Linked DNA regions of Homo sapiens: regions 2, 3 and 4 are each linked to region 1. Evidence: chromatin loops called from intact Hi-C (ENCODE). Cell type or tissue: B cell. All regions are shown on one strand. Region 1 holds the start of ZFP62 (ZFP62 zinc finger protein). Region 2 has its middle 13 kb from the start of BTNL3. Region 3 holds the start of TRIM41 (tripartite motif containing 41). Region 4 holds the start of TRV-AAC2-1 (tRNA-Val (anticodon AAC) 2-1).

Evidence for each region. A loop is a pair of places that touch in the nucleus more often than their neighbours do. Peaks named below come from ENCODE experiments on the same cell type or tissue, not always from the same donor. Only the 100,000 strongest peaks of a DNase experiment are listed, where the experiment ranks them.
Region 2: a loop joins it to region 1, with 4 times the contacts of the local background. A loop is called at or near these places in 2 of 110 quality-filtered maps.
Region 3: a loop joins it to region 1, with 16 times the contacts of the local background. A loop is called at or near these places in 10 of 110 quality-filtered maps.
Region 4: it touches region 1 in a loop (14-fold over the local background); 22 of 110 quality-filtered maps call a loop at or near these places.

What each region holds. Positions count from the first base shown.
Region 1 is chr5:180,858,304-180,863,303 of GRCh38, reverse strand. ZFP62 (ZFP62 zinc finger protein) reads left to right here and starts at 2,028. Exons shown (of 2, transcript NM_001172638.2): 1 at 2,028-2,085. The coding sequence starts at 2,085. RefSeq lists enhancers at 985-1,891, 2,369-2,448 and a silencer at 1,819-2,268. In B cell, CTCF peaks have their summits at 2,293 and 2,494; DNase peaks (open chromatin) are centred at 2,003 and 2,543; H3K4me3 peaks cover 2,094 bases; H3K27ac peaks cover 2,513 bases.
Region 2 is chr5:180,973,519-180,978,518 of GRCh38, reverse strand. No RefSeq gene overlaps it. Among named protein-coding and RNA genes, the nearest start is that of BTNL3, 13 kb to the left of the region's middle. RefSeq lists an enhancer at 2,823-3,012. In B cell, no CTCF peak of the experiment used is centred here; DNase peaks (open chromatin) are centred at 1,718 and 2,978; H3K27ac peaks cover 2,488 bases.
Region 3 is chr5:181,220,196-181,225,195 of GRCh38, reverse strand. It overlaps TRIM41 (tripartite motif containing 41), which reads right to left and starts at 1,915. Exons shown (of 6, transcript NM_033549.5): 1 at 384-1,915. The coding sequence starts at 1,196. It overlaps TRK-CTT2-3 (tRNA-Lys (anticodon CTT) 2-3), which reads left to right and starts at 3,145; the gene lies at 3,145-3,217. It overlaps TRV-CAC1-5 (tRNA-Val (anticodon CAC) 1-5), which reads left to right and starts at 2,729; the gene lies at 2,729-2,801. It overlaps MIR4638 (microRNA 4638), which reads left to right and starts at 2,563; the gene lies at 2,563-2,630. RefSeq lists enhancers at 22-1,019, 1,687-1,916 and silencers at 1,167-1,376, 2,647-2,876, 3,127-3,336. In B cell, a CTCF peak has its summit at 2,187; DNase peaks (open chromatin) are centred at 175, 1,615, 1,815, 2,745 and 1 weaker place; H3K4me3 peaks cover 3,619 bases; H3K27ac peaks cover 3,459 bases.
Region 4 is chr5:181,188,278-181,193,277 of GRCh38, reverse strand. It overlaps TRV-AAC2-1 (tRNA-Val (anticodon AAC) 2-1), which reads left to right and starts at 4,790; the gene lies at 4,790-4,862. It overlaps TRP-TGG3-1 (tRNA-Pro (anticodon TGG) 3-1), which reads left to right and starts at 4,353; the gene lies at 4,353-4,424. LINC01962 (long intergenic non-protein coding RNA 1962) reads left to right here and starts at 1,370. Exons shown (of 2, transcript NR_108031.1): 1 at 1,370-1,536; 2 at 1,933-2,232. It overlaps TRT-TGT6-1 (tRNA-Thr (anticodon TGT) 6-1), which reads left to right and starts at 1,520; the gene lies at 1,520-1,591. It also overlaps TRIM7-AS2. RefSeq lists silencers at 1,042-1,381, 1,562-1,641, 2,262-2,391, 4,672-4,871 and enhancers at 1,402-1,581, 4,412-4,621. In B cell, CTCF peaks have their summits at 1,947, 2,146 and 2,345; DNase peaks (open chromatin) are centred at 1,457, 1,987, 4,337, 4,747 and 3 weaker places; H3K4me3 peaks cover 4,276 bases; H3K27ac peaks cover 3,976 bases.

The sequences.
Region 1 (5,000 bases):
AAATAAATAATAAGATAAAATAAAAAGCATCTGACTCAAGATGATTTATGTGGGTTTCCCATAATCCCTTCCACACACACACCACCTTTCATTGAGCGAAGTGTTCCAACCCAGATATGAATATTTTTCTATCTTGCTGCCTAGAGGTAAAAACCCAGTCTTTGCCTACCATGAACCTTTAAGGGCAGCTTTAATTCTGGAGGCCTGTGAGGACCACCTGAAGCTCCTTCTAGAGCTGTGCTATCCAATAAGGTGGCCATTAGCCACATGTGGCTATTTACATTAAATGTAATTAAAAATTCAGATCCTCAGCAGCACTACCCACATTTCAAGTGCTCAACAGCTGCATGTGTCTCACTATCCTTTGGGGGCAGCTCTAACTCCCAATCCTCTGCTCGCTCTGGGGCTCTCACCTAAAGCTGCAGACCTGGGCCTGGGGCTCTGCTCCTCCTTAGGAGTCGCTGCTGCCTGCTAACTCGCCCAGACGTTCTTCGAGGTGGGTGGGGTTGTGGCGTGAAGCCCAAATGCCGTCAAGGGTCTTATTGCTACAATGAAACGCCCATTCCCTCTACTTGAGTGAACACAGTGTCTCAGCACCCACATGTATAAAAATGAAAAATAGGCGTCGAGCTGATGCCAAACACCGGCTCACCCCAGCAATATGTAAAATTCATTCAAATAATATAAATAATTTGAGCTGTAAAACAAAATCCATCTCATTACAAGTTGTGCTTCCAAAGCACTTCACTTTTTGTCTAAGAATTAACAGTAAACATTTTGAAATATTTATATAATTTTGCTAATAATCCAGAAAATAACACTAAGAAAAAATGTAATCTACTTTCGTTACGGACATATATGCTAGGATAAACAATAAACAATAAAACAATGCATAGAACTATTTTACACTAGGATAAAATTCAATGAGGCACATAGAATGAAAATATTTTTACAGTAGAATAAAAAGCCGGTGAGGGACATAAAAGTTCAAGGAAAAAAACCCTAAAAGATGTAAAACTTATGACTGTTAAAAGTGGATAATACCAAATCTTCAGGGATTTAGATTCCATTGGATACACTTGAAAGCAATTTTGTTCTTAATATTAACAGCATGCCAAAAATATACCCTTTGCAATTATTTAAACTTAATATGAAAAATATTTAGATGTTGCTGTTTTTAAAAAAGGCTGACTATAGCCAATAACTTAGTTGTATATTTAAAAATAAGAATATAATTTGATTGCTTGTAACACAAAGGATAAATGCTTGAAGTGATGGACACGCCATTAACCCTGATATGATTATTACGCATTGCATTCCTGTCTGTATCAAGATATCTCACGTACTCGACAAATAGGGACACCTACTATGTACCCACAAACATTAATTTAAAAAAAAAAAAAAGGTCTTCAAAGTCATTTTAGGCCCTGGGTTTGGAAGCCGACACCGGCGGTGGGGTGGGCAGGGGGCGAGGTCGCTGCCAAGCTGGCGCCCCGGGTGGGAGCGTGGCCCGGTCCCAGGGACGGCTCCAGGGGCGCGCTCCCACTCCGCATCCCCAGTGCCTAACCGGGGGCGCTTCTGGTGCTGACGACCAGGAAGGGCTGGTGCTCTCGGGCCAGCCCCCAACCAGCTGAGAAGGCAATGGGTCCCCAGCCCAGCGCTGTCCTGCGCCCCTCCCGGATTCCCCCATTTCCCGCCAGGCCCCCACTTCCGGGAACGTCCCCGCACCCACACCTGGCAATGAATCACGTGTTCAGGAACCAGGTAGGCAGGTATTTACTTTATTACCTGTGCCCCTCCCCCAGCCTACCCCAGAAGCTAATGGGCACGGAAACAGAAAGCCCCGCCCACGGCCTCCTGGCCGCGCCTGGAGCGCGCGCCCTGCAGCTGGTCCTCAATAAATAGCCGAGGAGGCGCTCCCCTCCCTCCCTCCCGCCGGCGCCGTCGGCCCGGACCATCGAGTCAGTCCTCCAGCGTCCCAGAGAGGGCGCGGAAGTGCCCCAGGGCCGGCGCGGGTTCTTCCGGCCGTGCGGTCCGCGCTTTTGTCCCGCTGGCGGCCGGGTTCCCGCGGCGCCGCCACAGCCAGTACGTGAGTCCGCGGCCGCCCGCGCTCCCGCCCCCGGCCCTTGCCTGCCACGCCCTCCCCTTTTTGGCCGGGTCTTGGCTGCTCCGCGGGTCTCGGGCGGGATGTGGGAGTAAGCGTGCCCCCTCCCCGCACATGTCTCAGTGGGTGCGTTTCTGGGGAGCGGAGGGGAGGGAAGACCTCGGGCAGGCAGAGGGGTGCAGGGCGCGCCCCTGGAACAGACTGGGCTCTGTGTGGGCCACAACTGCGACGTTTGAACGGACCAGCGTCATGTTAGGTCTGCTCAACGTTCCGAGAAGGGCCAGGGCCCCGCTCCGGTGTTCCTCAACTATTCATCCCTGTTTTGGATGGGAGGGGATCCCTAAAAATTAGCGCTTCAAAATACCCACCATTTCGTGCTCCCTCTGCAGTTAAGTTTGGTACTCTAGGACTTGAGAGTGATTGCGAGGGCAGAGAGACCTCTAGGGGTGATCTGATTCGACCTTCTTCCCCTCCGCTCCACCCCACCACCTTTTTTTCTTTTTTTTTTTTGGTCGGTGAGTGATGATGATAAGCTCCCGCTGCAGGTGTGAATAGAGACCCCGGAGGTGCGTCCTAGCCCTCATCTGGGGAAGCGCACCTGCATACAGACGGGTGCACCGGGGAGGAGGCGACCTGCCGCGTGTTCCTGCAAGCAGAAAAGGAGTTAACTAGGTAGGGAGAGGAAGGTCGAAGAGTTTCTTAGACCCAGGGGACAGCCTGCGGGAACCCAGGGGTGGGACGGAAAAGATCACTGGGGAATGCCAGGGCTGGGTGTGCTGCTCTAAGACATTTAAAGTAGTTGGCCAGCAGGAGCATTTCTTTGTGAAAGCTCAAGGCTTAAAAAAAATAATAATATGAAATATGTAATATATTCATATGGCTGGGATATTAAAAATATAAAAAGTTACCAGTGAAAGATTTCTTCCCATCCCGCTTAGGTATCTTCCTAGGCCCTACCCTCTTAGGTAACCACTTTTGTTCCTTTGTATCTTTTCCGAATTTCTGCAAATACTGGCAAATATAACTAGTTAGTTCCCCCTTTTTTCACACAGGTGATAGAAATCCTTCTAACTCCTTGATTCTTTCACTTTATCTTACTGGTCTCTACATGTCAGAACACAGAAGTTGTGTTTTGTTTCGTTTTGTTTTACAGAGCTGTGGTAAGTATTGGATGGGCCATTGTTTGGATGTTTTCGATGTTCTGTCCTTTTTTAGATCTATTCGGGGGCATTTGGGTTGTCTCCAATTTGTTGTTACTTCAAACAATGGTATACTCAATACAGTGTATTAGGGTAGGGATTTTTACAGAAGAAACTAAACAGCCGTTAGAAAATTATTTTTTTACATTAACTCAACCAGTTATTGGCAGATTGTTACATATGACAAGTCGTTATCAAAATCACTGATGTAGAGTGTTTAAAGAACAAATAAGACGTAAGTAGTTCTTCCCTTCTGAGACTTGTCCCTATATTTAGTGTTACACTAGCCTAATAGACTAATTGTGTCAATGACTCCAAGCCAGTCCCTGCCGGGTTTGATTCAGAAAATCAGCCTCCCTTTTAGTATCGCCTTTGCTCACCTCCTCCCCTACGACAACTAGAAATCTCTTCTCCACTACTTGGCATGAGAATGTTCTATTTCAGTTTTTTACTTTAAGGAAAAATCACCTTTCATTCTTATTTCTATATTTAAGCAATAGAACCAACTCACGTTAATCATATACATTCCTAATATTCATAAGACAAATGCAACAGTAGCTAGAACACAAACCATATTCTCTTCTCATCTGCATATCACTTCTCTGTTCCTTAGTCCCATCTTTCCTTTGTACATTTTGCCCCTCCTAGGTACTCTTTGTTCTGGGTTGGTAAGCATTTTGTCACTTTCTCTTGTCTTGTTTCCTTTCTTTGCTCATCTCCAAATCAAAGACAGTATCCAAGGATTTAAGGTGTAGAATCCACGCGTGAACCTTGAGGTGGTAGATTGTCTTGTGGAATATGGTTGGACTCTGCAAATTGAAAGTCGTTCCGGGCTAGTTGCAGTCTGTTAATAGGAAGGGGTTTTCGGCCAGAGCAGGCCACGGCTCCTCTCTAACGAGTTGTCTCGGCTCTTGAAAAGTGGCTCCTGAGTCTCGGAGGCAGAGACAGCAAGAATGTAGGGCCGGTTCTTAACTGTTTGCATTCACTTTTCTAGGCCTTGGCGATAAAGCATGAACAAGAAGCTCGGAAGAGTGCCCAGAGGTTGTTGGTCGTATGTAGTTTGGAAGGAGTGGGTGGCGTTCTATGTCTGACGCTTTTGGCTGATGTAACCAGGCTATTAGACTCATGCTGCGTGTTGAAAACTGGTTAGAAAGGGCTTGTCCATTCAGCCTTTAGAACTTTTAAGAAATTCAGGAGTTTCTGGGTCTTTATATGGAAGAGTTGTGTTTTGGGGGTAATTCCTTACTTGTGTCATCAGGGACACATGACTTAGCTACCAAATCAGTCTTGATTGGATTATAGTGACTTACTCCTGGAACTCCAGGACTCAGTCCTGTCTTGCCTCAATCCATTCTCCCACTGCAACTAGTGTGAGTGATCTTTCTTTTTTTTTGAGACAGAGTCTCGCTCTGTCACCGAGGCTGGAGTGCAATGGCGCTATCTTGGCTCACTGCAACCTCTGCCTCCCAGGTTCAAGCGATTCTTGTGCCTCAGCCTCCCAAGTCGAGTAGCTGGAACTACAGGTGTGCACCACCACATCTGGCTAATTTTTGTATTTTTAGTAGAGATGGATTCACCTCATTGGCCAGGCTGGTTTTGAACTCCTAGCCTCAAGTGATCTGTCTGCCTCAGCCTCCCAATGTGCTGAGATTACAGGCATGAACCACTGCACCTTGCCTGATCTTTTTAAAATATTT
Region 2 (5,000 bases), 120 kb before region 1:
CGGGTGGATCACCTGAGGTCGGGAGTTTGAGACCAGCCTGACCAACATGGAGAAACCCTGTCTCTAGTAAAAATACAAAATACAAACTTTGCTGGGCATGGTGGCACATGCCTGTAATCCCAGCTACTGGGGAGGCTGAGGCAGGAGAATTGCTTGAACCTGGGAGGCGGAGATTGCAGTGAGCCGAGATTGCGCCATTGCACTCCAGCCTGGGCAACAAGAGCAAAACTGTGTCTCAAAAAAAAAAAAAAAAAAAAAAAAAGAACCTGTTTTCTTTTGTAACAGAACACAATTGGAGAAACTGGTTATTTTGCCAAGGCTTTGACTGGAATGGTGTGCTCTCCTTTAAGGAATCAAACTTGACTTATGGAGCCAATATAGCCCTTGGACACTGGCCTCAGATTCTGTGTACACAGCCCCTGTACAGGGTTTCTGACCTGTGGTAAGTAAAGAATGTCAGTTTCTCGCAGGCCAGGAACCCCAAGTTATCTTAAAACCTGAAGAGGAAAGGAATTCTGCCAACTCATAGGTGTTTAATAGTACAAATCCATGGCTGGGCTTGGCTTCAAAAAGTCTTATCTCAAATTCCTTCTATGAAACAAAGTGCCATCAAAGCCAATTTAAAAGGCCTATGTAGCAAATAGTTATTCTTGCTGAATTGTATGCAAATAATTAAGCCAAGTATAATAAAGCAAATCAGTCCTACCATGACTTGTCTTTTAATAAACATGGAAAACGGAACAGAGAAAATTATGTTTCAAACACTATAGCACACCTGTTGTTAAATTCTAGTCTTGCCTAATATTTTTCAGTTTTTACTATTTGCTACAGTTTAACTTATATCCATTACAGAAATCAACTCCTAAATACATCACACTCAAGTCAAAGCTTAAAAATCTGAGGAAGCAACTCCTAACAGCCCAGAGAAATGTCCCAAATATCAATGTACAAAACATAAATAATCTTAAGCTAAAAGCACAAAAAATAAGTTCGTAAGTAAAAATTACTCATCTTACTCAGTCTCACCTCTATCTCACCAAATACTTTTTGTCATTTCTACTTCTCGTTTTAAGCCAAATATTAAAACGTTTTTAATGGAAATTATTTACTATGCCACCCTTGCAGGAATTGCTTTACTCACTTTACTATTTGCAGGAAAACTATATACGGTAGCACCCTCAGGGTAAAATATCGGACAGAGAATCTCAATTACTGTAGCATTTTGCTTAATTATGATCCTCATAGTAGGAATAACAGTTACTAACAAAAAATAACACATAGGCCTTTCCAAACATGTGCCTCTACCTCTCATTGGAAAAAAAAAAAAGTTGCTTCTATCTCAACCAATCAGGCCTAATAAAAAATGCTGCTAAAAAGCCCAGGACTCATGTTTTTACCCTACCTAATTCAGCTTTTTCAAAAATTCTTAACCAATAGAATCATGGCTATTTCACAAACAACTACCCAAAACATCTACAAATGGCATTGCTCCTTCAGCCAATCCAAAACCAGAAATCTGTCTGCCACCCCCCCCCCAGCAGGAAGTAGCAAAACAAACAAACAAACAAAAATATTGCCCCTCATCCTTTTATAACTATAGGGTCTAGAATGACAGGGCAGGAGCACCGTCATGTCAGTCAAACATCGCCACTTTAATTTCCAGCCCCTTTTCTAGCCTCCTGCATTTCAAGGAAGTCACTTCTCTTCTAACTACAAGCAGCCGGAAGGAGCAGACAGTAAAACACAGATAAGACACCTTGGGCACAGAGGGAGGGGGGAAAGTCTCTTGGGTAACAGCCAAACTTCACCCTCATACAATGGGCCCCAGTGAAACAGTGGGCCCTAGTAAGCACATTCCTTTCCCTTTACGTGCACTAAGATAGGGAAGCTAAAAGTAGACTCGGGGTATACCTGCAGCTTCAGGAAAATGGATGGAAATGCACACAAACTCTCCCTCCCAGATAAGCGAGACAAAGAAACACAAGAAACATTCCAAGCCTATAATAAGCTGTCCCACATCAAACCCTTAAAAACTCTTAGTGTGTAAGAAAAAATGCCTCTAACCTAACTTGGCCAGAAGCCCCTCTCAAGTTTATTCTCCAAAATAAACCTGTCTTTAATTGTTAAGCCACTTTTGGTGTTTCTTTTCTCTTTCTTTCTTACACTAGTAAGCTAAGCTTATAGGCTAAAAAGCTATAAGTAGGGAATGATTTTTAAAGCTCAGTGTTATTATGGGTAGTAGTCTTAAAGAATAGCACAATAGCATATATTTGAAAACAGCAAAATGAATTCTCTGCATGCAATAGAAGTTCCATGCAAGAGAGAGTCAGGAGGAAACACAAGGAAGGTGGAGGGGCACTCATAGAAGGTCTCCGCTGAGTTTTCACATTCGCCTTATCTTTTTTATTATGTGTATTTAAGGTACACAAGATAATGTTTTGATACATGTTCATAGAGAAATGATTACTACAGTCAAGCAAATTAACATCTATCATTTTGTGTGCATGTGGTTAAGAGCCCCTAAAATCTATCCTCTTAGAAAATTTGCAGTATACACTACAATATCATTGACTATAGCCCTCATGTTGTACTTCAGATCTCTGGATGCATGCGTCTGTATCACTGAGACTTCGTATCCTTTAATATACATCTCCCCAGTTCCTGCCACAGGTGTGTTCAGAGTTACAGTGTTTCAGGATCAGGTCAGGGCCTGCCTCTCTATGACGGCTCAGCTTGTGCCTGGATTCAGGGAACACTTAGAGAGACCTTGGCTCCAGGGCCTGGAGTGTACACCAGCTTGGTATGGTGATGGCTCCAGTCTCTGAAGCGTGGGCATCCATGGAGCAGCTGAGGCTTGGGGGTTATGGCATGCATGAGGTTGAGAGAGGAGGCAGGTGATTTCCCAAAGTGGCTCAACAGCAGCAGCTTCTTGGGTAAGGGAGGGTTGTGAAGCTGTGCCTTCCTCTATGGGGTTCCCCCAACAGAAATATCTGTTTCTTAACTCAGTGACAAAACATGCCAGTGTCTTGTTTGAAGAAGGCCCCTGGGGACCATGGTGGTTCCTGCCATGCGGCTGATATCAGTAGCTTTCACCTTTCTTCTTTGACCCTAGCCATCTCCTGGAGTCTCAGATATGCCAGTCTCACCAGTGTTCTTTTCTGTGGATAGCCTCCTTTTTTATTGTATTTTGTTGTTGTTATTGTTTTTGCTCCACTGTGTTGCCTCACATTCTTTAATGTGCCTTTGAGCCCTCTTAGAGATATTTTCATTTGTGGATAGCTATTTATTTTCTTTGGGGGTGGATAAAGGCTAGTATCTCCAGTTTTGCCATCTTGATGACACTCCCCACCACAATTTGTTTGTTTCCATATCTTGGCTATTGTAAACCATGCTTCAATGAACATGGAAGCACATATATGTTTACAAGGTGGTGATTTCACTTCCTTTGAGTATATAGCCAGAAGAGGGATTACTGGGTCATATATTAGTTCTATTTTTTAAAATTTCTAGAGGAAACTCCACATTGTTTTCCAATATGACTGCAACAATCTACATTTCCAACAGTGTCAATGGGTTTTCTTTACTATACACCCTCACCAACACCTGTTATATCTTGTCTCTTTGATAATGGCTATCCTAACAGTTGTGAGATGGTATCTCATGGTTTCGATTGTCATTTCCCTGATGATTAATGATGTTGGACATTTTTATATTCCTGTTAGTCATTTGTATGTCTTCTTTTTAGATGTGTCTATTCAGGACCTTTGCCCGTTTTAAAAACTGGATTATTTGTTTCATTGCTATTGAGTTGAGTGTTAGTTCCTTATGTATCTTGAGTACTAAAGTCTTATAAGATATATAGCTTGCAAATATTTTCTCCCAATTGATTGGCTGCCTATTCATTTTGTTGATTGTTTCCTTTGGCACGCAGAAGCTTTTTAGTTTGATGTAATGCCCCTTACTTATTTTGGCTTTTATTGCTTGTGCTTTTGGTGAATTATTTTTTAAAAAATCCTTTTCAGACTAATGTCAAGAAGTTTTCCTGTATTTTTTTTAGAATTTAAATGTTTTGAGGTATTATTTTTTAAGCTTTTAGTCCATTTTGAGTTTGTTTTTGTGTGTGGTGTAAGATAGGGGTCAGATTTCTTTTGCGGGCAGATGTCCGGTTTTACCCACATCAGTTATTGAAGAGACTATCAATTTCCCATTTTGTCTTCCTGGTGAACTTGTTGACAATTAATTGGCCATATGTGCTTGGGTTTATTTATGAGTTTCTTATTTTGTTCCATTGGTCTATGTGTTGGCTTTTATGCCAGGAGCATTCTGTTTGATTTCTGTAGCTTTGCAATACATTTTGAAGTCAGGAAGTATGATGCTCCAACCTTATTTTTCTGTCTCAATATTATTTTGATATTTAAAACTTTTTGTGGGTTTATACAAATTTTAGTATTTTTTGTTTCTGTGGAAAATGCCATTAAAATTTCTATGTAGTGTTAAACCTATCGATCATTTAGGATATATAGAAATTTTAGCAGTATTAATTCTTCCAAACCAAAACACAGGATATCTTTCTATTTATTTATTTATTTACTTATTTATTGAGAGAAGGTCTCACTCTGTCACCCACGCTGGAGTGCAGTGGTGTGATCATAGCTCACGGAACCCTCAAATTCCTGGGCTCAAGTGATCCTCCCTCCTCAGCCTCCCCATTAGCTGGAACTACAGGCATGTGCCGCAATGCCTGACTAATATTTTAGGATTTTTTTTGTTTTTGTAGAGATGGGGTCTTCTTTCTGTTTATTAATGTTCTCTTTAATTTCTTTCATCAATGTTTTATAGTTTTCAGTATACAGATCTTTTACCTGAACCAGGCATGGTGATTCACACCTGTAATCCCAACAATTTGGGAGGCCACTAGAGGACAGGAGTTTGAGACCAGTCTGGGAAACATAGCAAGACCCCATCTCTAAAAAAAAATTTTTCTTTGGAAAGGTGGTTCA
Region 3 (5,000 bases), 360 kb before region 1:
GCTTCTGAGCCTTTTCTTGTCCTTTGAAGCCCCCAGTTCTTTCCATCTCTAGGTGTCTCCGTCAAGGACAGACTTAAGACTCACCCGAAAGAAAACGAGACTTCTGGTAAAGCCCTAGAGACCTGATCTGGCATCACCGGCTTTGCTCTATTTGCTTTGAGGAAGCCATCCTTCCCTGGTCGTCTTCACTGCATCTGCTCTGTGTACAGAATCCTTCTCATTCTAATCCACCTTGGTGGCAGTAAGTGCTTAGATAAGCAAACTTGGCTCACCAATACCATGAGGTTCTTTGGTGGGTGAAGAGATGTTTCCTTTTCCCAGGTCCCCTTACTTCCTCTCCATCCCCCCACTAAACTCCCATCTTCTCTCTGTACTTCTCTCACCTTGTACTCCTGCACCACCTCCTCCAATGGCACCACGCTGTGCTGTTTGTGGCTCCTGGATTCTCGGCACACCACACAGATGGCCTCTTCGTCTACCTCGCAGAAGAGCTTCAGGGCTTCTTGGTGTTTGGGACAGATGCCCTGATCGGTCACGCGGCTCCCTCGACCAGGGGTTGGGTGCATCTGCCGAATCACCTGGACCATATTGGCCAGCTGCAGGTTGGGGCGGAAGCTCCGCCGAGGAAAGCTCTTTCGGCACTGAGGGCATGTGAAGCACCTCCGAGGGGCTGGAGGCGGGGGCAGTGGGGTGACGGGGTCTAGATCCTCTTCCTCAACCTCCTCCAGCACTTCCTCCTCGTCCTCCTCATCCTCCCCCCTCAGGTCCTCCTCCTCCATGTCCCCCAAGTAGTAGTCCAGGTCTTCCTCCTCGTCCTCCTCCTCCCACACATAGTCCATGTTGTCCCAGCTGGACCTGCTCATGCCACTGGTCCAGAACACACCCTCTTCTTCCTCCTCGACCTCCTCCTCCATGTCACCCTCGTAGTCTTCATCCCGCATGGGGGTGTCCCACCCCGCGCCAGCCCCCACAGCCTCCACTTCCTCCTCCTCTCCGTCCTCCTCCTCCTCCTCCCGATCTAACTCATCTCTGTCCTCCTCATCCTCCCCACCCCACAACTGGGTTACACAAACTCGGCAGAAGTTGTGCCCGCAGCCGATGGACACGGGGTCCGTGAAGTAATCGAGGCAGATGGCGCACACCGCCTCCTCCTGAAGGGTCTGCACAGGGTTGGGTGTCATGGCAACGGCAGCCATCTTAGTGTCCAGCCAGCCAGTGTAGAGGTTCGGTGGGGGGGCGAGGGGCGGGGGTCTTCCCTACCGACGCCCTGGCGACCCGGCTCCACCCCCAGCCCTGCCCCTCCACACCTCGCCCCAAGAGCAGCCAGAGAGATGTCCTGCCGACAACCCACCCCAACACAGTGTTCCCTACTCCCAAACGACAACCGTGTCTCTACGAGGGGAGGGGACAGTGCTGGGCGCCACCGCCAAGTCCCTCAGGTGGCTCTGAGTACAAGTCTGCCCCAATGCTCCCTTGGACTCCTCATAAACCCCCGCCCCTCCTCACTTCCTGGCCCCGCCCCTAGCTTCCGGCCTCCTTCCCAACACTTCCGGCGTCTACACACCACCTAAGCTCGCGACTTCCCTCCGCTGTCCTGCTACTCCCCCTTTTTCCCCGCGGGGCCCCAGGGCGACAGGAAATGGCGAGGAGACGCTCTAGTCCGCACTAGAGAACAGGGCGGGAGGGCTAGGACGGTGGAGGCCCGCGTCTCTGTGGTAAGAGGCCGCGGGGAACGCAGAAAGAACAGAGGAACCGCCTACCCCCATCCCCCGCCGCTGGGGAGAAACTTCGGGGGGTAGGGGGAGCGCCTGGCGGCCGTCTGCTTTCGGTGCTATCACCGCATCGGCCAGACGCCATCCTACCCTCCCGGCACAGCCGACTGCAGCCGGTACTCCCCACAGCCGATGCCGGAAGCGAGGGGGTGGGTCCGCGGCGCGCCCTGAAGTACTTCCGGCCCTTCTAGGCAGACGACTTCGTTGTGGAGGACTCAGAGGGTCGTCCGGGTCGGACCGGGGGCGGGGCCTGAGAAAGCGCTTCGCGGGTTAGGGCAGCAGACGCCCCACCCTTCCCCAACTGTAGTCGGCGTTTCGCATCCGAGGTAGAAACTGCCAACCGGACACTGTCTCATGGTTTAGATGAACTTCCCTAACTGCCCAGCAGTGAAGAAGTGGTGACGAATCATTACATCTACATTCTCACAGCATCTCTGCAAAAATAGATGCTTTGTGCGGTAGAAATAATACTTGATGCTTAAATAGCTCTTTAAATTTTATTTTTATAGAGATTTGATGTCGATACATAAATAAATAAATGTTGTTTGATGCGAGAAAAATGACGGGGCCATGATTTATGTACAGAATCTCCAGTGAGTGCCAGACACAGCGTGACGCCAGGGCTGGGCCTGCAGAACTTACCCTGCTCTCAAGGCGGCTCGCGGGAAAACTCCAGATGGACGTCGCGCTTCCTAGGGGGGTGGTCAGGCCTCTGAGTATGTCAGATCAAACGCGCCAAAAACCACGAACCCTCGTGGGTGAACTATGCTAGGCCATTACAGGACCTGCGGACTCGGCTGCGGTGGACAAGTCCGGCTCCAGAACCTGGACACCGCTCAGCCGGCCGCGGCAGGGGTCCCCGGGCCTGTCCTACAAGGGCGCTTGCCTAGAGCTATCCCGGCCGTCTCAGCCGTGTGTGTCTTCAGGACGATGCCGGCAGGAAAGTAGCCAAGGTGGTTTCCGTAGTGTAGTGGTTATCACGTTCGCCTCACACGCGAAAGGTCCCCGGTTCGAAACCGGGCGGAAACACGTTTTGGTCTGTTCGGGAGATTCTCTCCCGAGGCCGGCCTTACGTGGCAGGAAGGACATGTGTGTCCCTGCGCTTCGGAGGAACACGGACTGGGGCAAAACTGAAGGAGAGCACTACTCAAGTAAATTCAGGTCTCGCCCCTCACCTAATCTCTTGCTCTTCCCTTCTGAAGCCTATGCAGCCATCACATGTACAGGAATCCGTAGATTTCAGATCCTCGGCTCTAGTGCCTAGAACAGAGCCAGGCGCAGGCGCTTCTTAGTATTTGCACAGTGGAAACGTGCTTACACCTCTGAGGGTAACCTCCATCTTCAGAGACAAAGTTAGAATACAGACATGGCCGCCCGGCTAGCTCAGTCGGTAGAGCATGAGACTCTTAATCTCAGGGTCGTGGGTTCGAGCCCCACGTTGGGCGTAATTTCGCTTTTTGGAAAGGTTAAGGCAAGTTGTGTTACCTAAGTGCACAAATGGTATTCTCTGTACCAAGACCTAGTGGGTAGCAGATTCACCAACAGTGGGTGTTAGAACTTGGACTAACCTGGTGTTCTCCGATCCGTGTGTGGAAGGCCCCGAGCAGAATTCTCACAACGTTTGCACCCTCGCTAACTCTCAAAGAAAGAATGAGAGGCGGGTACCTGTGGACCAATTCCTGCAGGCCAGCACCGCGGGCTATCGTGCATGCATGACCCTTTGCTGTAGGCCACTCGCCCACGGGCAGCACATATTAGGCATTTTATGTTTACCAGACGGCCTGCCCCCGTCTTGCTGTGAGACTTGCTGTGCTGGAGGGAACAATGTGGTTTATCGAAACTGGGGTGAGACCGCAGGACGACCCCAGGCGTTCGTGAGCGTCAAAACCTATCTGATTCACTCCCACTTTACTGGGAGATTTAGTGGTTAGGCTTCCGCCTTTGTCTCGCTACGACCTGCTTTCGACTCCCTGTCAAGAAAGATGCTTTGTGTCATATGAGACACTTGTCTTCCGTATATTCTTTTTTATGCTCTTGACTTTAAGAGTCTATTTTTGTGAGATGTTGCCCCACAAATACCAGCCTCCACGTTTCCCCCATACATAAATAGAGATAAAAACGGGCCATGCGCCGCGGTGGCTTATGCCTGTAATCCCAATACTTTGGGTAAGCCAAGGCGGGAGGATCGCTTGAGCCCAGGATGGCCTCGAAATTAGTCCTGCAAATATAGGCCTTTTTTCTTTTTTTCTTCTCTTTCTTTCTTTCTTTTTTTTTTTTTTTTTTTAAGATGGAGTCTTGCTCTGTTTCCAGGCTGAAGTGCAGTGGCACCACCTCGGCTCACTACGACCTCCGCCTCCCGGGTTCAAGTGATTCCCCTGCCTCAGCCTCCCGAATAGCTGAGACTACAGGCGCGCCACCACGCCCGGCTAATTTTTTGTATTTAGTAGAAACGGGGTTTCACCATGTTGGCAGGACGGTCTCGATCTCCTGACCTCGTGATCCTCCTGCCTCAGCCTCCCAAAGTGCTGGGATGACAGGCGTGAGCCACCGCGCCTGGCCCCGTTTTGTATTTTTAAGCTGTCGAAGTCTCCTCCGCATACGCACCACACCACGAGAGAAGTCTGTTGATCATAGAAAGCTGGCTTAATCTCGCTGAGCAAAAGATAGCATCGTCTTCTGTCTCAGACGTAAATCAAAGCGGGGACTTATGAGGGCTATATAGTCTGTGAGGGCGGTCTGGGCAGAAGTTGGTCAACGTTTGTAAATAGGCAGAGTCGCTAGTACAATCCTAGCACATGAGTTACTGGTGTTCAAAGCTGGTGTTCAAAGAGTTTTAAGTTTGACATTTCGTCTTGCACAAATTATTTCGGATTCTTTTGCAGACTGTGATTTCAGGGTTATTTTTTACCACCTTCACTGGGACTGGAAAACATTCTTAAAGGATTCTGGCTTTTTCATTAAAGTGGAGATGAAGTGGACAGGCTTCTCTTCTTTGTCCTCTAGCAAGCCAAGGGAACGCCCGCTGGAGCTTTTTGCTACAATTCCTGCTTTCTCTCCTCTCCACCCCTTCCACCCGTCGCCGCTCTGGCCAGGTCAGGTTTGGGATGCCCCTCCAGGCAAGTGACCCAAGCTGCTCCGGGCACAAAGGCGGCAAGCGTTCAACAGTCGGAGAAGCACGACACACACATGAACCTGGTGGGATCTTTGGCCTCCTCCCAAACCCTGTGG
Region 4 (5,000 bases), 330 kb before region 1:
CGGGTAGCCAATTCAGGCATTTGAATACCACTGATTTCCACAAGGAAAACCGATCTCTAACATTAATTTCCTAACTGAATCACCTATTGTTACCGTTAAGCCTTAATGTTATCTGGCTTGTATGGCTTTTTGATTAAGTATCATAATTCCCTTTGTACCATCCAACAAATGTGCTGGGCATCACAACACACATTACAGGTCCCAGAAAGTACCATGTCTGGTGAAGGTGTCACATGAGGGTCAGGTCTGGGGACTGGGAGTAGCTGTCCGCATGTTTATTTTCCGTTTTTGTGTCCATGAGTGCAATCGTGTGTCTATCAGAGTGTGTGTGTTTGCAGAGTGACTACATATATAGCTATGTATCTTAAGAAATGTAACAACAGTTACTGTAACAATTGCATAGAGAAGGGAACAGATGTTCTTTCTTGCTAACCAGGGCAGTACAGTAACTTGGATGTCAGGATGCTGGTGTCCTCGAGGGCATGTGTGTGCATTTCCCTCTCCTAGACTCTGGGCATCATAAACTCTAGGGACCTCTGGGTCTGTGAGAACAACTGGCCTAACTTGGGCCCTTCTTATTCAACCCATCAGTCCTAGCTGCTGACCCATAAGCGCAGGCCTCTGCCGCCAGACCCTCACAGGGACCCTCAGCATCCAGAATGGGGGGCACCTAGAGGCCCACCTCTGGCCTGGCCGCCCAGTGACCCAAGTCACCCGGCATTGCAGGGAGCACAGGGCAGGCTAGGCCACCAGACCAAGGTCCACCTCCTACACCCACCACTTTCTGTCCTTTGCCAGGCTGAGCCCTCATCCTTTTCCCCTCTCCTCCGGCCCGTGGGCCCTTTAAGGGCCCTGACAGAACATGTCAGGGTGTACCCTAAAAGCTGCCTTTTCCTACTTCATCCAAATGTGAGACGGGGCTGGCACCCACCCGCAACCTCGCCTGGACCCTTCCCACCCCAGCGCCTCCAAACACCTGGCCCTCCTGATTCCCCGCCTCCCCCGCCACACTCCCGCTGGGCCTCCACCTCCTGATGACCCCACTGTTCCCCCACCGCCCAGCTCGCCCCAGGTCCCGCCCTAACCTCTCGGATCTGGACTCCCTGCAGGACGGGCGCACTGACACCCTTCCCTGACCTTTCCATAGCCTTGACCTGGATCCCCGCTTCCTCACGCACAGCAAGACGCAAAACGTGCTCCCCAATCCTGCGCACGCCCTTCCCTGGCCCCCGCCCCGCCCAAGGCCCGGGGCGGTCCTCACAGCTCGGAGCTCGGCGGTGCCGCCCCGCCCCGACAGCTCCCGCCCGCGCGCGCGCCCAACGACGGCACTGTCTTCGCGGAGCCCTCTGCCGGGACTAACGGCCGTTCCGTGCCACGGACGCACGGGCAAGATGGCTGCGGCCGTGGGAGGAGCTTGGGTCCAGCAGCCACAGAACTCGGCCGAGGGTTCAGCGGACTGCGGCTGCGCGGCGCCGGCGACAGCGTCAACTGCTTTTGTGTCAAAAGGAAACCAACAGCCGGCTCCATAGCTCAGGGGTTAGAGCACTGGTCTTGTAAACCAGGGTCGCGAGTTCAAATCTCGCTGGGGCCTGCTTCCGTCTTTTCCTATTCTTTCCTTAAAGATAGAAAAGTGGAAGATAGGCAAGCCTACTTCCGCCTTCCTGGGAGGCCAGAGCCTGGCGGAGTCACTTTCTTTTTGCCTCTAAGATACCCACCGCGCAAGGCTACTTTCCTACCACTTCCTTATCTCTTGAAGAGTCAGACCCACTGCGGGCTTCCTTTTCCATCACGGGTTCCCTGGGCCCCGCGCGCCCTCTCCCCACGACCCCGCTCACTTCCTTCTGCGCGCTCCCCGGGAGCGTCTTTCCGCTTCTCTCCGGTCTTCCCACTCCAGCTAGGGACTCGCCCTCGTGTCTCCTTCCCTCTCTCCAGGGGGAGACGATGGCACTACCGCGCCCCTTCCCGCCATGCGTTTGTTTGCGGCGTTCCCCGACGCGCGCGCTGAGGCTCTGGTCTGCGGCTCTGCGCTTGGCGGCTGCGCGCCCTCGGCCTTCGGGTCCCCGCCGCCTCCGTGCTGCAAGGTCTGATTTCTTCCTGTGGAGTTAACACGGAAAAGCGCAGACGGCCACATTCATGACCCGGGAGTAACGGCTCTACCTGTCACATTCGCTTTCAGCCTAAAACAAAATTTTAGTTTATTTTAGACAAAATATATAACTAAGGTATGCTGGCCTTCTGACTGATTTATTCTTGCTGTTAACGGAAGTGTAGAAAGTGAGCCCAAGTCCTCAGTGAACAGTGGGGGCGCTGCCCAGGTGCAGGACTGGCCCCCTGGGGGTCTCGGGACGGCTCCCGCCTCCGTCTTCCCCGCACCGCGCACTTTGGAGGCCTGGGCACAGGTGGAGGCGGCGCTGGGTCCCGCCGTACACTCCCCTGTCGCAGGCGCCCTCTCTCCAGCCGGAGGGAACCTCAAAAAAGCTCTGAGCGAGTCCCCGTCCCAGGTGGGGCCGCGGCTTATACCGGGACCACTCCAGGGTAGCTCAAGGTTCGAAAACGGAATCCCTGTCCGGTGAACCAGAGAAGAGAAAATCGCTCGGGGCCACCTGGGTAGAGACCGGAGGGGTGACTGCCTTGACTGGGAGGCGTGGAGGAGCGAGCGGGGTCTGCGGCTCCGGCCGGGAGGTATGCGCTTCCCTCTCTCACCCATGCCTGCTCCGGTCCAAAGAGCCGAGACCGTGGGTCAAGACCGGGATGGATTCGCTCGGGAGAGGCCAGGAGCCTGCCAGCACGTTCGGGCACTAGCGCTCCCGGGGCTCCTCGGACTCGTGGACCCCGAAACGCCTGCCCCACAGGAAGATCACCCCACTGTAGAAGTCGGGTCACGGGGACCAGTGGCGAGCTACCTGACGGCTTAACTACAGATACCCTCCCGACGAAAGCCGTGGACTCCCAGGGTGCGTGCGTCTGCTTGTGTGTGGGGGTGTTGGCAGGCGGTCCCCATAATCATCGAAGAGACAGGTGGATGAACCTCAGGCCTCGCACTCGGGGGCTCTCAGAGTCTGGGCGTTACAGCCGCTCCCGTACACTCACGGGTCACCTGGCTGAATCAGGTGGGATCTGGGTGAGGTGCCGGGAGGTCTCCCAGGCTGGCGCTCCTGTCCAGCTGCTGGGGGAGGCGTGGGTGCGAGGCTTGGGACAAGGGAGAGCTATGCCGGGTGGGGAGGACCCTTGGGGCGGGTCCGTTCACCTGAAATGTTCACTGCTGGAAGAGCCGAAAGCCAGCCACGGCACCCAGGGGAGTCCAGCGTGGAGAGGCAGAGAGGAGGGGCGAGGACAGTGGCGGTCGCAGACGGCGGAGCAAGATCGCCGAGCGTGCGAATGGAAAAATGAGCATTGTTTCCTCGGAGTAGCTTAACCACCATCCCACGCTGTTTTACAGCAGTGTAGGAAATGTCTCTGCTGGTGACACAAAAATAAACCTGTGCATCAGCTCTGAGTAGATTATCGCGAATTTTACAGCAGGAAACCGCATCACTATTTTTACTACTAAATAAACCAGTGCAATTAAAGTGCGCAGGGCGAGAGTAGGTCTGAGGCGAGAAAAGAGGAGCGCGCCCGCCCAGCTCGAGCCTCAGGCTTGCCCTGTGCTGGAGGCGGCCCGGGGGCAATCCCGGGAGAATGCTGCGAGGGCTGTGAGCCAGGACCCCGACTCTGCACCGCGGGAGCGCGCGCGCGTGGGTCCCAGCCTCCGAGCTGTGCAACAACCCCGTGGCTAGAGTCTCCACGAGAAGACAGAGTTCCTGGTCATCGGTCGTTTCCGCCTTACACTTTCCTACATTTCCTGAAGATTTTGCAAATGGGTATGCACTGTTTATTATCTTTTCATAAAACGGTAAGAGCGGCTTCTGGGGGCTCCTCACCCAGCCGGTCCGGCGTTCCTTCCCTCTCAGCACTGCGCTCTCTCCCGAGCCCTCCGGCTCTACCAACCTCTGTGTCCTGCCCCTGGGCCTCAAGATTTGCGCCTTTCTTGGACTCGCTTGGGAAGGGGCGCCCAGGCTGCAGAACGGATGGACGCTCCTGCCTGCTACTCGAGTGGATCGAGCAGGGAGGCGCTCATTCGGATTCCAGGAGACCAGAGGACACAGGACATAGGGAGCGTTTACCCTGTGTGGAGCTACCTGCGGCTGAGAATTAGTGGCAGACGCGGAGATGGGCAGCGGGGACAAGTTGGGCTTGGGAGACTATAAGACCTTGAGAATGGGTTCAAGCTGCCAGACGGAAATCCGCCTTTTCGGTGAATCGAGCCATGAAGAACACAATCATGAAAAGATTCAGCGAGCAACTAGACAGCCGGCTCGTTGGTCTAGGGGTATGATTCTCGCTTTGGGTGCGAGAGGTCCCGGGTTCAAATCCCGGACGAGCCCACTTTTTCATTTTTTTTTTTCCATTTCAACTGAAGTTCTTCTTGTTCAAATCCTGGATGAGCCAGCTTTTTAAATTTCAACTAAATTTTGTGTTACCTTGACAGTTTTGATCCCGAAAGATGTCCAGCGGAGGCATCACCAAGATTTCCGGGAGTGCTGGGGATTGGAAAGAATCGTGGATAGGAGACTAAGCGAGCCGTCCCGGAAGCAACAGTTGCTGTGAAGACTTTGGGCACAGACCTGCACGTGAGAGTATGCTCTTGAGGGTTGTGGGGGCTCTCCTTTTACAGCTAGGGATCACTTGTCGAACGTACCCGGAGAGTAGCTGCTAGCAGACAATATTATGGCGACAGAGGTAGGTGTGGGTTTCCGTAGTGTAGTGGTCATCACGTTCGCCTAACACGCGAAAGGTCCCCGGTTCGAAACCGGGCGGAAACATGCCACAGTGTTTTTTTTTTTTTTCCCCCCCCTTTCTTTTGAGATGGGGTTTCGCTCTTGTTGCCCAGGCTGGAGTGCAATGGAGTGATCTCGGCTCACAGCAACCTCCGCCTCCCAGGTTCAAGCCATTCTCCTGCC